2 separate regions of the Mus musculus genome follow, and region 2 is linked to region 1. The links are chromatin loops, found by intact Hi-C in ENCODE. Cell type or tissue: left cerebral cortex. All regions are shown on one strand. Each heading gives the region's core, and the rest is flanking DNA. Links, peaks and the distances in the headings are about the cores only.

Region 1 (8,307 bases), core at 1-8,000:
TTTGGTTTTGGTTTTTTGAGACAGGGTTTCTCTGTGTAGCCCTGGCTGTCTTGGAACTCACTCTGTAGACCAGGCTGGCCTCAAACTCAGAAATCCACCTGCCTCTTCCTCCCAAGTGCTGGGATTAAAGGCATGCGCCCCCACTGCCCGGCTCTTCAGGTTTTTAAAAGCATTCTTTATTATATAATTTCTATCTCTGTGCTAACTTGCTTTTGTCTTTTTAAAAATATTTTATGTGGTGGTGCATGCCTTTAATCTCAACACTTGGGAGGCAGAGGCAGGCAGATCTCTGAGTTTGAGGCAGCCTGGGCTACAGAGCTAGTTCTGGTACAGCCAGGGCTACATAACAAAACCTTGTCTCAGAAAAAAAAGTGTGTGTGGGTATTTTGTCTGCAGGTGTACATGGGCAGCACATGCATGCATGGTGTCCAAGGAGACCAAAGGAGAGCATCAGATTCCCTGGGACTGGAGAATAGACAACGTTGAGCTGCCATGTGGTTGCTAGGAGTTGAACCCTGGTCTTCTGCAAGAGCAGACAGTGCTCTTAACTGCTGAGCCAATTCTCCAGCCACCCCCACCCCCAGGCCCCACCCCACACCTCCATATACACACTTTTGAGATAGAGTTGGTCACTGCTCTGGAACTAAGCAGGTGATACTCTCTGGCCAGGCATCCTCCTGCCTCCATCTCCCCAGCACTGTGCCTACAAGGACGTGCCACCATTCCTAGTTTTCTCAAGTGGGTTTTGATGATCCAACTGATCCTCACACTTCAAAACAAGCACTTCACTGACTGAGCCAACCTCTCCCCACCTCCACCAGGTCCTTTTGATGTCTATATTCTTTAACTCAGAGTCTCAACTAGGAGGCCTGGTGGGGCATGCCTTTAATCCCAGCACTCCTTAGGCGGACACAAAGGGATCACTGGTTTTGAGATTAACCTGATCTACATACAGAGCAAGTTCCAGGACAGCCAGGGCTACACACAGAGATTGCCTCCAAAAACTAAAACAACAAACAAATAAGTAAATAAATCAAGAGTTTCATGTCGCCCAAAGTGAATCTCATCGCATAGCTCTGGTTTCAGCATGTAGCCTTGGCTGGCCTGGAACTTGCTATGTAGAGCAGGCTGGCCCCAAACTCATAAAGAACCCTAACCTCTGCCTCCCAGTGCAGGGTGGGACTGAAGGCGGGCGACATCATGTCCAGCCCCGCTCCCACTTGAAATAAATGGTCTCTGTTGAGAAGACAGCTTTTGAGGAAATTTCAGGAGGGGAGGGGTAAACCATGCAGGGAAGAGCGCTTGGGGCTGAGGGGACAGTATGTACCACAGCAGTGACCAGGAAGAGTGTCTAGCATGTGTGTGGGACATCAGGGAAGTGAGGAAGCCTGGGGCATTGTGGGTAAGGAAGACCTCGGAAGAGATGAAGCCAGAGTCCATGGAGGAAGTGGGCTCAAGAAGCTTCAAGCGATCTTAGCCTATCATTGCTGGGCAGAAGAGGCATGGGTAGAGTCCACCATAGGCTTTAACAGGATTGTTTCAGGTTAACAGGCTGACAGGGGTTGAGGGGAGGAACACACATAAGCTGTGTCCTGAAGGCAGGGTGGCAGACAACGGTGGTGAAAGAAAGAGCTGGATTGTAACACCTACTAAAGGTGGGGCCAACAGAACTCAGTATTTGAATAATGGTTACTGTCCTTTTTTTCTTTTTTAAGATTTATTTATTTATTCTATGTAAGTACACGGTAGCTGTTTTCAGACACACCAGAAGAGTGCATCAGATCCCATTACAGATGGTTGTGAGCCACCATGTGGTTGCTGGGATTTGAACTCAGGACCTTCGGAAGAGCAGTCAGTGCTCTTAACCGCTGAGCCATCTCGCCAGCCTGGTTATTGTCCTTTTTAAAAAAGAGTTGCTAGGCAGTGGTGGCACATGCCTTTTAGTTCCAGCACTTGGGAGACAGAAGTAAGTGGATCTCTGTGAGTTCAAGGCCAGCCTGGTCTACAAAGCAAGTTCCAGAATACAGTCAGGGCTGTACAGAGAAACCCTGTCTTGAAAGGTAAATAAATACATAAATAAATGCTTTTATTATAGTGTGTGTGTGTATTTTAAAGTAGTCCAGGACCTGAGAGATGGCTCAGAGGTTAACAGAGAGTGCTGCTCTTGCGGAGGAGCTGAGTTCAGTCCTCAGTTCAACATGACGGCTCATGAGCACCTGTAACTACAACCCCAGGGGATCCAACATCTCTGGCTTCCATTGGCACCCACACTTATGGCACAGACCCACATCCACAAAATTAAAAAGAAAATTAAGCCAGACTATGGTGGCGCATGCCTTTAATCCCACCACTCAGCAGACAGATCCCTTGAATTTAAGGCCGGAGTGGTCAACAGAGTGAGTTTCAGGACAGCCAGGGCTGTGCAGAAAAACCCTGACTCAAAATGAATAAATGAATATATAAAACAACAAAAAAATGAATATACAGAGAAACCCTGTCTTTAAAAAAAGCCCAATAGGGGGCTGGTGAGATGGCTCAGCGGTTAAGAGTGCTGACTGCTCTTCCAAAGGCCCTGAGTTCAAATCCCAGCAACCACATGGTGGCTCACAACCATCCGTAACGAAATCTGATGCCCTCTTCTGGAGTGTCTGAAGACAGCTACAGTAGTGTACTTACATATAATAAATAAATAAATAAATAAATAAATAAATAAATAAATAAATAAATATTAAAAAAAAAAGCCCAATAGATAGATAAATAGATTGATTGATAAAAAAATGAGCACCTGCCGATCTTTCAGAAGACCTGGGTTTGGGTCTCAGCTCCCATAAGGAAGAGCAGCTCTGACGCCCTCTTCTGGCCTCTGTAGGCATCAGGCAAAATACTCATAAACTTAAAATTCAAAATAAAACTGTGTGTAGCTCACACCTTTAACCTCAATTCTGGGAAGGCAAATGCAGAAGGCAGCGACCTAGTTCAAGGTCAGCTTTGTTTACACAGTGAGTTCCACAACAGCCAAGGCCATTCAGGGTGCCTATCTCACAGGGCAGAGAGACAGACGGGGAGTGGGGAGGGAGGGGGAGGATTAGGATGCCACAGGGGAAAGGATATCACTGGACTGTGGTTGGTATTCTTAAATTTGAGCTCTCCATCACAGCTCCATGGGAAAGCCAGCAGACAAGTATGCCCTGGAGTTCAGATGAGGGTTGGGCTGGAAAACACCTGTAGAGTCGGTGTCTCATTTACCCCAGGCTAGCCTCTTCCTACTTTTTCTTCCTTCCCTCCATCCCTCCCTTCCTTCCCTCCTCTTTGGTTTTTGAGACAAGGTTTCTCTGTGTAGCCTTGACTATTCTGGAACTCGCTGTGTAGACCAGGCTGGTCTCTGCCTCTGAGTCCTAGGATTAAAGGCTTGGCCACTATGCCTGCTATGGCCTTAACCTTGATATGTAACCAAGGATGATCTTGAATTCCTTTTTCTTCGGCCTTCACCTCTCCAATGCTGGGATTCCATGCCAGTGCCGCTACCACCACCACCCACACTGGGTCATGCCCCTTGATTCCAGAGGTGTCACTAGATAGAGTGAGCAGAAAGCACATGCGGAGTCAGGTGAACAGATATTTTTTACAAAGGAACCCTGGGAATTGCCCACCACCCTGGGGAGGGTTTCCATTTCACACGTTGAGGGAGTAGGGGCAGCTCATGGGATCTTTGCTCTTGGGGGCTGCTGCCACCTTCAGGCCAAAGGTGGTACTGCTTCGCTTGTCTAGCTGCCTTCCCTTCAGAAGGTGGCGGCAAAGACACCCTGGCAGTGACACCCCCCGCTGCCAGTGAAAGAGGGAGACAGAGAAGTATAAGGGGCTGAATGTGCCTGGAGAAGGAGGAGGAAGCTTTACCCCCAACGTGGTTTTTGAGTTGGGGATAAACCCCAGAGTCTCACACATGCACCCTATTACCAAGTCACCCCTCAGTAGGGGGAATTCTAGGCAGATGCTCTACTGCTGAGCTACACCCACAAGGTGTTTATTGTGTGCATGGATGCCTTTGGAGGTATCGGATCCTCTGGGGCTGGAAGTACACGAAGTCTTGAGCCACCGGACAAGGGTGCTGAGAACTGAACTCTGCAACAAGGGCTCAGCCACCGAGCTACCCCTGTATTACGAAGGAATGTTTTTGATATGGCATAAGGAAACACAAATGAAGAGGTAAAAAACTGTAAAGCAATTTCTTTTCTTTTTAATGTATATGTGCGTTTTCCCAGATTCAGAAGAGAGGGAAAAAGAGTAACACATATATCCTATCTTTAGAATGCATCTTTTTCTTAAAAAAAGATTTATTTATTTATTATATGTAAGTACACGGTAGCTGTCTTCGGACACACCAGAAGAGGGCATCAGATCCCATTACAGACAGTTGTGAGCCACCATGTGGTTGCTGGGATTTGAACTCAGGACCTTTGGAAGAGCAGTCGGTGCTCTTAACCACTGAGCCATCTCACCAGCCCTAGAATGCATCTTCCATGTAGTTTCTGAGAAGACTTTCAATGTGATTTTGCCTCTACAGAGCTAGTTCCAGGAAAGCCAGGGCTACACAAAGAAACCCTGTCTGGGGGAAAGAGCGGGACCTAGTTCAACATAACTCAGTTCAGCTCTGTAGACCAGGTGGGCCTCAAACTCAAGAGATCTGCCTCTGCCTCCGAGTACAGGATTACAGGTGTAAACCGGGCTGGAGAGATGGCTCAGTGGTTAAGAGCACTGACTGCTCTTCCAGAGGTCCCAAGTTCAATTTCCAGCAACCATATGATGGCTCACAACCATCTGTAATGGGATCTGATGCCCTCTTTTGGAGTGTCTGAGGACAACTACAGTGTACTCGTATACATAGATTAAATAAATAAATTAATAAATAAATAAACCAAAGCACTCAGGAGGCAGAGTTTCCTCTAAATTCAAGGTCAACCTGGTCTACAGAGGATAGCTAAGGCCACACAAAACAAAAAACAAAAAACAAAAACCTCTCTACCATTATCCAATCTTAGGATGCTGAGATGCTCAAGTCCCTTATACAAAATGCTATATTATGGGCTGGGGTATGGCTCAATGGTAGAGCATCTGCCTAGAATCCCCCAGTGAGAGGCTGGGGGCGTGGCTCAGTGGTAGAGCCCCTGCCTAGTAGAATCCCTTGGGAGGCAGATTTCTGAGTTCGAGGCCAGCCTGGTCTACAGAGTGAGGTCCAGGACAGCCAGGGCTATACAGAGAAAACCAAAAACAAATAAACAACAACAAAAGAGATGCTCAAAATCTCAAAAGTATTTTTCTATTTCCAATATGGATTGGTGGTCATTTTAGAGTCAAGCAGTGGTGTCTCACAGAGAAGCCCTATCTCAAAACAAACAAAAGTCCCTCAGCTTGGAAATGCTGAGTTCAGTTAGACTGCTTCCCAGGCACTGCGTGTTTGGGGTATACTAGTAACAGCATAAAGGTAAGATGGGATTCAAGCTATTGGTAATGAACCAGGCGGTGGAGGCGCACGCCTTTATTCCCAGCATTCAGAAGGCAGAGGTAGGTGGGTCTCTGAGTTCAAGGCCAGCCTGATCTACAGAGGATAACCGGGGTGACATAGAGAAACCCTGTCTTGAAAAACAAAACAAAACAAAACAAAACAAAAAAAATAAAATGGTAAGCATGCCTGGTTCCTTGGGTTTTTGTTTTTTTCCTCTTGAGGTGGGATAAGAATTCTGGGGGCGGGCTGGAGAGATGGCTCAGTGGGTAAGAGCACCCGACTGCTCTTCCGAAGGTCCAGAGTTCAAATCCCAGTAACCACATGGTGGCTCACAACCATCTGTAACAAGATCTGACTCCCTCTTCTGGTGTGTCTGAAGACAGCTACAGTGTACTTACATATAATAATAAATAAATCTTTAATTAAAAAAAAAAAAGAATTCTGGGGGCAGATGATTCCTTGAAGAACTAGCACAGAGTCAACCCCTCGTGGCAGGGCGGGGGGGGGGGGCGAGGGGGGGCGGAGACTAGACGAGACACTGCCTGATGCTTGGCATTACAACTAAACTAAACCTAGGTTGTCTGTTCCTCTGAGACACGGGTGGAGCGCCCCCTGGAGGCGACAGACGGCAAGAATTGGGGAAAAGGCTTGGGGCCTTCCAAGGTGTTAAGAGGGAGGTGCACTTGCTCCTTGCCCCAGGCTGTCCTCCTGTAGGTGGAGTCTGCTAGGGAGTGCCTTGCCTGGAAGGGCAAAGGGCTCTGTCTTCTAGCCTCTACCAACTGACAAGTCTCAGTCACCAGGCCTTGACTCTCTAAGCTCATAGAAAGGTAAGCGACTCCAGAGCACTCAGTAGCATTTCTGTAGGGCTGTGTGGGAACTCCTTTCTCCTCAGGAGCTTCAAACACTGTCCATTCTGCAAAGTCCCATAGTCTACTTCCCGGCTAGCCAGACTAAGGGTCTCCTTTACAAGATGCCGGCGCAGCACCCCCTGGAGGCAAAGGGTGGTAAAACTGAGTGGAAATAGCATGAGGCAGGGCAGAGGCAGGGCAGAAGGACCCAGGGTGAGGCTTCTCCTTCTGACAAGCCCCAGGTCACTGCCTCCTCATCCATCACTCCCCAACAGAACCCAGAATCCCAAGCGGCAGGAGCACTGGGGGACACCCGGGCGGAACCTTCCCTGGAGCAAGTACTGCAGGAGAGGGATGAAGCCATTGCTAAGTGAGAGAAACTCTGGGGGTGGGGGTGGGGTGGAGGAGGGGGAAGTGGGGACTCACTCCTACTAGAGGAGAGGAAGGGGGCTCCAGATATTTCCAGAAGACAGCCACTGGAACACCCCCACCCCCATCCCCCACTGCCTGTAGGAAGCGCGCGGTGGAAGAGGAGCTGGACTCCTGTCGAGCCAGGCTGCGCACAGTGGAGGCTCAGCTGCTGGAGGTCCTGCAGGAGAAACTGAAGCTGAAACAGGAGGTGGAGGCCTGGGAGGTAGGGTGGAGCCTCTGAGTCGGGAGTCTTGGAAGACGCCCCTCCGCCCCTCCGTCCCCAGGGATTGCCTCGGACCTGCTCTCTCTCCCGTGCCCAGGAAGACATGCAGCATATGGTTCGAGAGCGGGTGCGGAGTCAGCTGCAGGGAGAGCCCAGAGGCACCCTGGGAACACACGAGAACACAAGCCCGGGCAGAAGTTCCTGGATTCAACTCTCCCGGGGTCAGTGGGGGCGACGGTGGTGAAAACGGATCCAGGGCTTAAAGGGGAACTGTCTTTATTCATTAAAAGTGTTGGGCCACTTCTGTACTCCTGGACCCTCTCCGTGCCCCTGAGTTTTTCTGTGCAGAAGCAAGATGGCACAGATCCCAAGCCTAGAGTCCCCTGGCTGCTCTTCCAAGGAGCTACTTCTTAAGCCAAGAAGCTGGTGACAGCATCCATGAAGTCTTGGGGTTTGTCGCTGTGGACCCAGTGGCCAGCGTTAGGCACGGTCTGAATCTGGGCTTGAGGGAAGAGTCGCCTAATCTCTGAGTGGTGGCTGGGTCTGGCCGCCATAGTGAAGCCAATGGAGAGGGAAGACAATGGAGAGGTGTGGGGAGAGGGAGAAAGGGAGAGAGAGAGAACAGGAGAGAGAGATGTGCATGAGCCTTCATGCGCAGTGGTATTGCCAGGCTCCCAGATACCCCGCCTCCCCTAGCCCACGCAGGCTCCCATAGCTGGTGGTGGGCAAAGCATGCCCCTTCCTATGGTCCCACACCGGCTTACTGTACATATGTAGAATTTCCACCAAGCAGGAAGAGAGTTGGCCCCGAGTAGGGTTCACGTTGCTGAGGAAAGGTCATTATCTTGTCCAAGTGCTGAGCTAACGTATCCAAGTTCAGTCTCCAGGAGAATCGCCCACCCACCTCTACCAGGTTAGTGAGCAGGAACTGCCGAATGCCCGCTTCCTGTGGGGAGACCTGGCAGCTGTGAAGGGGCTCCCTGTGAGGCCCACCCACCACTTTTCCTCTGACACACACCATGGGGAAAGGGGGGGGGGGCGTGCGTCACCTTGACAACCGAACTAAGCTGCTTATCCGCCAGTTTTCGGGCTTGGGAGTGCGGCACCTTCTCTGGGATCTCAACAGCCTTCATGGCTGCTATGAAGGCTCCAATGTGTGATCCAGGTGTGGTTCCTACCGGGCTTATGTCTACAACAACCAATCGTTCCACAACATCTGGCTGGGAGACAGAATCAGACCAGAGCAGGTCCCAGACAAACTCTGAGCCGCCAGCAGAGTTTCTGGACCTGGCCATCCAAAGTGTGGATGAGTCCCACGTTATCAA
Region 2 (8,357 bases), core at 322-8,321, 140 kb before region 1:
TAGTCCCCGAAAAGTCTTGCAAATGGCTCAGCAGGTAAAAAAGCACTTGCTTGGCAAGGCTAACGAGTTCAATACTCAGGAACCCACGCAGAAGGAAAAAAACCTCAACTTCTGTTGTTCTCTGGCACACACACACACACACACACACACACAGACACAAACACACACACACACACCCTCCAAAACAAAACAATTCGAAGACATAAATGTATCTCAGTGGTAGGCTATGGGTTTGATCATTAGCACTAAACATAAAAAAACATATCCTCCCAAGATGAGAGAGGCTTTGAGACTTAAGGAGCAGGAAGCTAAGAGAGTCTCAATACTCATAAGGCCCCTCCCTCCCCAAGGCTACAGAGATAGAAACCATTGCTGGGAAGAGAGGACTGTCTGATGGAGCTGCCTTGAAGCCCAATACGCAAGTCATCGTCATTCATGCTAACATGGGCCTTCTATGATGTGACTCCCAAAGAGCTGTCCATGTTCTTTTAAGCATCCTCTTACCCATAATCCTGTAAGTAACCCAACTAAACCCAATGGCTCACCAAGTGCTACACAGAGCAATTATTCTCTGGTCTGTGGTTATGCCCTACCTAGAGTAAACAGACTTTTGCTTATATTTCCACGAACAAAAGTACACAAGGCCACATTGAATCCCAGCACAGGGGAGACTGGGCAGAGAGATCACAAGTTCAAGGCCAAGCTGCATTACCTAGTGAGATCAACATAGCAAGGCCCCGTGTCCTGTCTCAAAACAATCAAAAAACAAAAACCCAAGAAGCAAGAACGGCTGAAGGTGTAGCTTGGTGGTGTGTGTGATACTGAGTTCAGTCCCTACAGTACAAAGAGAAAACGGGCCTCAGAGCTTTGGTTCCTTCCATTTCTGGAGCTTAGGAAGTTTTAAGAGGCTGGGCAGTGGTGGTGCACGCCTTTAATCCCAGCACTTGGGAGGCAGAGGCAGGCGGATTTCTGAGTTTGAGGCCAGCCTGGTCTACAGAGTGAGTTCCAGGACAGCCAGGGCTACACAGAGAAACCCTGTCTCAAAAAAAAAAAAAAAAAAAAAGTTCTAAGAGCTTCCAAAACTCATGGCAGGTTGGAGTTTGGAACATCCAGGGTAGGAATGTTCTGTCTCTGCTTCCTTCTATAGAGCGGAGCCTCCGAGAGGCCCCAGGAGGCTCCATACTGTCTGAATGACCTTTTTACGTCACAACAAGGTAGACTCCTGATCCCTCCTCACTAAGCCCCAACTGGATATGTGAAGGCCACAGCCATAAGCTGGGCTTTTGCAGACAAGCCTGAGGCTCTGTCCTGTCTCACCTGCAGTCAGGGCTGAAGCGTACCAAGGTGGCATGGTCCAGCTCCACGTTGGCTCTCATGCTGCGGTGCTCCCGCTGAAGGAAATCTTTAGTGCTCCAGATACGGACAGTGCGGTCATCCGCACAGGTGGCCAGATACTTGCCGTTGCTGCTGAAGTCCATGCAAGATATATTCCCACTGTGGCTCTAGGGAAAAGAATGCAGGAAGGACCAATGAGAAACCTCTCAAGTGGATGAGGAGGCTGAACCTAGGGGAGCCACTCTGGCTCAGGGGCTTGGATGATGGACAGGTCAGAGATGGAACAAGGTAAGCTAGCTCTTCTAGCACAGGTCTATAATCCCAGCTCCTTGGGAGCTCAGCATAGGATGCCAAGTTCGAGGCCTGCCTGAGCTACAGAGTAAAGTCTGAAGCTAGCCTAAGCAATTTAGTGAAACGACCTCAAAAATAACAGTAGAAAAGATAAAGAGAATGGACTAGGGCTGTAGTTTATTGGCAGAATGCCTGCCTCGAATCCCCAAGGAAGGTGCTCAGCTGCGGGGCCCTTTTGTAGAAATCTGCCAATCAAGAACTTGATACCGGGGGCTGGTGAGATGGCTCAGTGGTTAAGAGCACCAACTGTTCTTCTGAAGGTCATGAGTTCAAATCCCAGCAACCACATGATGGCTCACAACCATCCGTAACAAGATCTGACGCCCTCTTCTGGAGTGTCTGAAGACAGCTACAGTGTACTCACGTATAATAAAATAAAATAAATAAATCTTTAAAAAAAAAAAGAACTTGATATAGTAATAACTCAATGGGGGTTTCTACTCCACCTTTGATCATTTAGTTCCCAAATAAAAGACACAGACCCCTTATATTTATAATTAACATTAACAGTACTAGAGCTGGGCAGATATCGGCCCTCTATGATTTTTGTCTTCTTCCCTGTCAGTAACTCTATGATATAACTTGTCTCCAGCTGACCAGCCCTCAGGGCCATGTTCTCATCATTCATCTACTCCATGACATTGTCTCCTCTCCTCACCCCTCAGTTTGCCTCCTCATGGTCTCTGCGAAGCCCCAGCTACCTCTCTTCTGCCCAGCTACAGGCTACAGGCATTTTTATTCAACCAATAGTTTTAACTTAAGGAGCAGGGTTACATAGCATCACTTGGTGTACATCCCGAGGCAACCAGATCGTGGAGCCAGTACTAAAGATTACAATACGTAGCAAGAGACCAAACCTTAATAAGAACTGAAGGTAGAATATACAAGGCCCTGGATTCAATCCTCAGTACAAGGGAAACAACCACCAGCCAGAAGGGCCAGAAGGGGTATGCCTACTCTGCTGCTGAGAGTTAGGTGTATGTAATCTGCCCAGATTACCAAGGACAAGGTGTAGGCGTGAGCACTCTTCATGTACATACTGCATGTGTTCAGTACCCAGGAGTACCAAGTACCTTCAGTGCTGCAGCCAGAAGGGGGTGCGTGAAGCTGTGCTGCTGAGGCTTCTCCTTACGAACCCGCTGATTCTGCTTCTGCTTCTTGGATCCTGACTTCTTGGGTTCGTTTTCTTTCTGACCTACAAGGAAGGGCCGTGTCATTGACCCATGCACGCACTCAGAAGCATCGAGTGAGTGCCTAGGATTTCTCAGGCTCTGTGTAGGGTACCACAACACGGCCCAGATAGAGCCTTTGTCCTTGAAAAAGTGACATGTGCAAAAACAGGCCAGGGAGGTGGGAGAAGGGGGGGAGATAGTTCATAGGCAAAGTACTTGCTCTGTAAATATGAGGTGCGTGTGGTTTACACCTGAGAGATTACACATCCGCTGTCATCTCAGCACTGAGGAGGTGGAGTCAGGAAAGTCTCTAGGGCTCTCTGCCTAACCAGCCTGACCTAGCTCATGAGCTCCCTCCCAGTCAATATGAGACTCCATCTCAATGGAAGCAACTTGCGTTCCTAACAATATATAAGGTTGTTCCCTGAAATCCATGTGCACGAGATGTATGTGCATCCACCCATACATGTTCATGTAAAGGGGGAGGGGCTAGGGATATAGCTTAGTGGTAGAGGGCTTGCTTAGCCTGTACAAAGCCTCAAGTTCAATCTCCAGCTGCACTGAAAAACAAACAAAACTAGGCCTGGAGAGATGGCGCGGTGGTTAAAAGCATATATTCAGAGAATCAGAGTTTGGCTCCCAGCACTCAAATCAGGTGGCTCATAACCAACTAAAACTCTAGTTCTAGAGACTATGGCACCCATGGCCCTCAAGAACATCTCCACAAAAATGGACAAATCTATAGACAAATCTAAATTATCTATACACATAATTTTTAAAAAAGGCTTAGAAATCAGACTTGACTTTGAATTCAGTCTTTATCAGTGTGTATTCTTTTCTTCTATTTTTAAAGCCATTCTGAAGGTTGAGACTGTAGCTTGGTGCATGCTAAGGAAGAACACATGTTCTACATCCCCAGCCCTCATGAGTGTGGTCTTACAGAGGCTATTTTCTGAGTGTGTATAGCATCTCTCTGAACTGAGACAGCTGGGTGGGTTCATGGCTTAGCCTGTGTAGTGTGAATTCTAGTCAGGCATCCCCAAGTAGGGGAATGATATGCACAAGGGGATCTGAAGATCTGGTCTTGGGTAAGTTATTTAACTGCTTTAAATCTTGATTCCTCAAAGAGATATTGAGACCAGGCTTGGTGATGTATGCTGCCTATAAATAATTCTAGCACTCAGCAGGTGGAGACAGGAAGACTGGGAGAGGAGGTTGTTCAGAGTCAGGCTTGACTACATAGTGAGTTCAAGGCCCCACCTGGATCTCTCTCTCTCTCACACATGCACAAAAGAGAGAAAGGGGGGCGGGGGCTGGAGAGATGGCTCAGTGGTTAAGAGCACTGACTGTTCTTCCAGAGGTCTTGAGTTCAAATCCCAGCAACCACATGGTGGCTCAAAACTATCTGTAATGGGATCTGATGCCCTCTTCTGGTGTGTCTGAAGACAGCTACAGTGAACTCATATGCAGGAAAAAAAATTTTTAAAAGAGAGAAAGCAGAGCAGTGGTGGCATATGCCTTTAACCCTAGCACTTGGGAAGTGGGTGGGTCTTTGACAGCCAGGGCTATATATAGAAAACCTGTCTCAAAAAAAAAAAAAATAGTTAATTAAAATGAAAGCATATCTTGGAGAACTAGGTTTACACACCAAGCTGACACGTGTTAGGTAGCAGTAGATGCTCCCTAATTCTTACAGGAATTAAAACTTATTATTGAACTTGCTCATGGTGACCTTCAGCGTTAAACCAGATGCTGGACTGCTATTCTTTCAGCACTGGGATAAAATGCAGTGCCTCCGGTATCACAGGCAAGAGTTCTAACCCTGAGCTCTGTTCCTGACCCCTCACTAGGGGAATCCTAGGCAGGCGGTCTATGGCCGCACCATGTCCAAGCAGCCTCCAAGTGTTTCTGGAATCCCTTGTCTTCTTGAGTTTTGCTGCTGATAGAACTGTCTTTCTTGCAGGGCGATGGTGGCGCACGCCTTTAATCCCAGCACTTGGGAGGCAGAGGCAGGTGGATTTCTGAGTTCGAGGCCAGCCTGGTCTACAAAGTGAGTTTCAGGACAGCCAGGGCTACACAGAGAAACCCTGTCTCGAAAAACCAAAAAACCAAAACCAAAACAAAAACAAACAAACAAAAAAACCCAACAACAACAACAACAACAAAAAAAAAAAACCCTGTCCCGAAAAAACAAAACAAACAAAAGAACCTTCTTTCTTCCTTGGCCTCCCAGGCAAAATCCTACACTGGCATCCCTGAACAACTCACATCACAGATTTGGGGGTGTAGATCCGTGGAACAGCACTTGCTTGAGCCTCTGGGTTTCACCTACCCAGCACCTCACAAGGCTAGGTATGGGGAGCACACACACACTTGTATACTCCAATGCTCCCGAGACTGAGGCAGTAATAACCAGAGCTCAAGGCCAGTTTGGACAACATTGTGAAACCATGTCTCAGAAACTCACAATGGGTTCCCTACCCTCTCTGAAGAGTTCCCGGAATCCCCAACTTTTATTCCCTAAAAAATAAATAAATAAAAGCAGCAAGACCATTCATACTCTCGATCCTTTTATAGTATTAACTCCTTTGTGAAATTTAATACAATGTCTATTTCGCTTGCCTTTTCAGATGCTTACAATTTAGATCTACAGTGTAGACCACACTTTTACAAGCTTCTCGGTTACTGAACGTATTAAAAAGACCTCGAAGCTAGGTATAGGTAACAGGAGTTCAGAAAACGTTCCTGCCGGTCAGAGTTGGCTGAAGAGTATTTTCAAATGACCCCCATTTTCTAAGAACACGAACACATAGCAAACCTGGGGTCTGACTGAGCTTTCGTAGCAGCTCCGGGGACATAGGTGGTGGTGGTGGTGGGAGGTGTCCCAGGAAAAGTCACCGACCACGTAGCAGCGCAGCTCCCAGGTTCCAAAGAATCTTGTCCCTGGGGTGCACCTGCAACCCGAAACCTACACGGGAAAGTTCATCTCACAACCAGGGAAACTGAGGTCCGTGACTCTCCACGCTCCTCGTACCACGCGGCGGCCGGGAGCAAAGTCCCCAGAGTCACCGCCACCCGACCCGGTATACTTACAGACGGGCTGGCTGGGCTTCTCCTCGGCCCGCAGCCAGCCCCGCGCCACAGCCGCCGTGGCCACCAAGGCCAGCAGACCCACCAGGAGGGACAACCCCATCAGCTCCGGCATCTGCGGCAGCTCCATGACTGCGGGACAGCTGCCACCTCAGCCTACGACGCCGGCGTCCTCACGTCTCGGCGCACGAGGGGGCGGGGGAGGACAGTTGGCGCGCCTCGAGGGGCGGGGCTGGCCAGCGTTGGCCTCTTTGGGGCGTGGCTTGGTCCCAAGCGCACCTCGGAAGGCGGGACCTAGTCGTTACGATGCCCTATGGGAAGCGACCTGGCCGTTGGAGCGCTCTGCAGGGCGGAGGTTGGCCTCTTGAGCGCCTTGAGGGCGGGGCCTGGCCGTTAGCGGGCGCTGTGAGGCGGGGCCTGGCAGTTGGAACTCTATAAGGGCGGAGCCTGGGACGTGCGCGCCTCGAGGGGCGGGCCAGAAGGTTCCGTTCCCTGTGGGGCAGGGCCTGTCCGTTGGCGCGCTTGGAGGGACTGGGGACAGTTGCAAGTACTGTGGAGCGGCGATTGGCCTTTGGGGCGTCGTGAGGAGCCAATCTTGACGGTTTTCGTCTTTTGGGGTGGAAGAACTGGTAGTCTGAGTGTTAGGAGGAGCAAGACCTGGCCGTTGACACGACCTGAGGGGCGGGACTTAGCTGCTCGTGCTGGAGGCGGAACCTCGCGCGTTTGAGTGCTCACGTGCTCTGAGAGGTGGGGCCTGGATTTTTGAATCCCCCTTGGGGCCGGGTCTTCCGTCTGAGTTTATGAGGGGCGGGGCTTAGCTTTTGACCTGAAGAGGCAAGGCCTGGCTATTGGACTGGTTTTTGAGGGGCGGGGCCCAACGGTGAACAGCTTTGATTGAAGCTGTCTGCAAGAAGTTTTTCGGTAGCGGACTCAGACGGTCCAGCTCTCACCTCATCTTGATCGTTTATTAGAAGTTTTATTGCAGCATCGCCAAACTGGATCCTTCCAAGGGGCAGGGCAGAGGTTCTTATTCCCATTTGACCCGTGCTTTCGCTGCTGGGGAAGAGAGATGCCCTGTCCGTTGGTATGGGACAGCCTCGCAAAGCCCAAAGCGAGGGTGTCGTGGAGAGGTTGTGAATATTAGAAAAAGAAACGGCTAGAAAGGTCGGAAAGAACTGGAGATCCTAGAACACTGGTTTCATCAGACCACGCTAGTTATCATAGGAAGGCCCGGAGCAAAATCCATGGAGTATTTTGAACAAAGACTGAAGGTAGAAAGCAAACCAGGGAGATCACTTATTAATTCTGTACAAGAACGTGGGTTCGATTCCCCAGCGATGCGGAGAGAAACAACAAAACCAAAACTTACAATCATGTTGTGGCTAGGGATGTAACTCCATTGGAAGAGTATTTGACTAGCTTGCAGAAAGCTGAGTTCCTTCAGCAACCCATAAACCCGGTGTAGTAGTAATAGCCTATAATTCCACACTTGGGAGTAGGAGGCAGGAAGATCAGAAATTCAAGGTTTTCTTAGAATACATTTCGAGTTCCAGGGCAAGCTGAGCTATGTGAGACGCACAACAACAACTACAAAATAAACTGGAAGTTGCTGCAAAAATCCTCCAGGGAGGTGATAAGTACCTAGATTTGGGGGTGGCCTGAAGAGAGAAAGGGATGTCGAAAAAGATATAATTACGTTTTGGCCATGCTAGAGATTGAATCTTGGACAATCATTATGCTAAGCAGCTGCTCTACAATGGAGGCTATTATCTAGTCCCTGAAAAGGTTGTGAGTATGTATGTGTTTTACACCAATTGTGGGGGCATATTCCTTTAATCCCGGCACTTGGGAAGCAGAGACAGGTGGATTGCTTTTGAATCTGTGGCCAGTCTGGTGTACTCAAGCATACTCCAGGCCAGAGAAAGCTACACAGTGAGACTTCCAAAAGAAAATGTGTTTTCATATGTACATATATATGTGTGTATGTCATACATGAGTGTGAGTTTACATGTGTTCAGATGTGTGTGCGTGTGCACACGCACTCGAGAGCACATGTATGGAGGCCAGATATTGATGTCTGTTGGTTTTCCAGATGGCTCTCCACCTTATATGGTGAGTATTGGGGCAGGGTATCTTGCTAAATCAGTATTGTACAATTTCAGCTATTCTGATTAACCAATTTCTCCTACTCTCCCTCATGCAGGCTGACATGACATACCCACCCAGTGTTTAGGATGGTTTCTGATACCCAAACTCCAATCTACATACAAAGTAAATGCTTTACCCACTAAGACATCTCAGCTCAAAGAGAAAATTTTTGTTTTGTCCTAAAACAGGGTCTCAGTATTGTAGCCCAGACTGGCCATAAATTTGTGACAACCCTCCTTCCTCACTCTTCTGAAAACTAGG

Evidence for each region. Hi-C counts contacts between places; a loop is a spot of excess contacts. Peaks named below come from ENCODE experiments on the same cell type or tissue, not always from the same donor. Only the 100,000 strongest peaks of a DNase experiment are listed, where the experiment ranks them.
Region 2: a loop joins it to region 1, with 2.9 times the contacts of the local background. A loop is called at or near these places in 3 of 42 quality-filtered maps.

Annotation. Positions count from the first base shown.
Region 1 is chr5:135,011,105-135,019,411 of GRCm38, reverse strand. It overlaps Abhd11 (abhydrolase domain containing 11), which reads right to left. Exons shown (of 6, transcript NM_145215.2): 4 at 8,032-8,202; 5 at 7,747-7,928; 6 at 7,237-7,525. The coding sequence ends at 7,393. Abhd11os (abhydrolase domain containing 11, opposite strand) reads left to right here and starts at 6,255. Exons shown (of 4, transcript NR_026688.1): 1 at 6,255-6,327; 2 at 6,624-6,718; 3 at 6,862-6,982; 4 at 7,080-7,290. In left cerebral cortex, for the core only: CTCF peaks have their summits at 2,870 (motif pointing left), 3,736 (motif pointing left) and 6,154 (motif pointing left); DNase peaks (open chromatin) are centred at 3,744, 6,115 and 6,511.
Region 2 is chr5:135,147,459-135,155,815 of GRCm38, reverse strand. Tbl2 (transducin (beta)-like 2) reads right to left here and starts at 6,130. Exons shown (of 7, transcript NM_013763.3): 1 at 5,952-6,130; 2 at 2,760-2,881; 3 at 1,318-1,502. The coding sequence starts at 6,078. In left cerebral cortex, for the core only: CTCF peaks have their summits at 4,286 (motif pointing left) and 6,232; a DNase peak (open chromatin) is centred at 6,318; H3K4me3 peaks cover 2,085 bases; H3K27ac peaks cover 1,465 bases.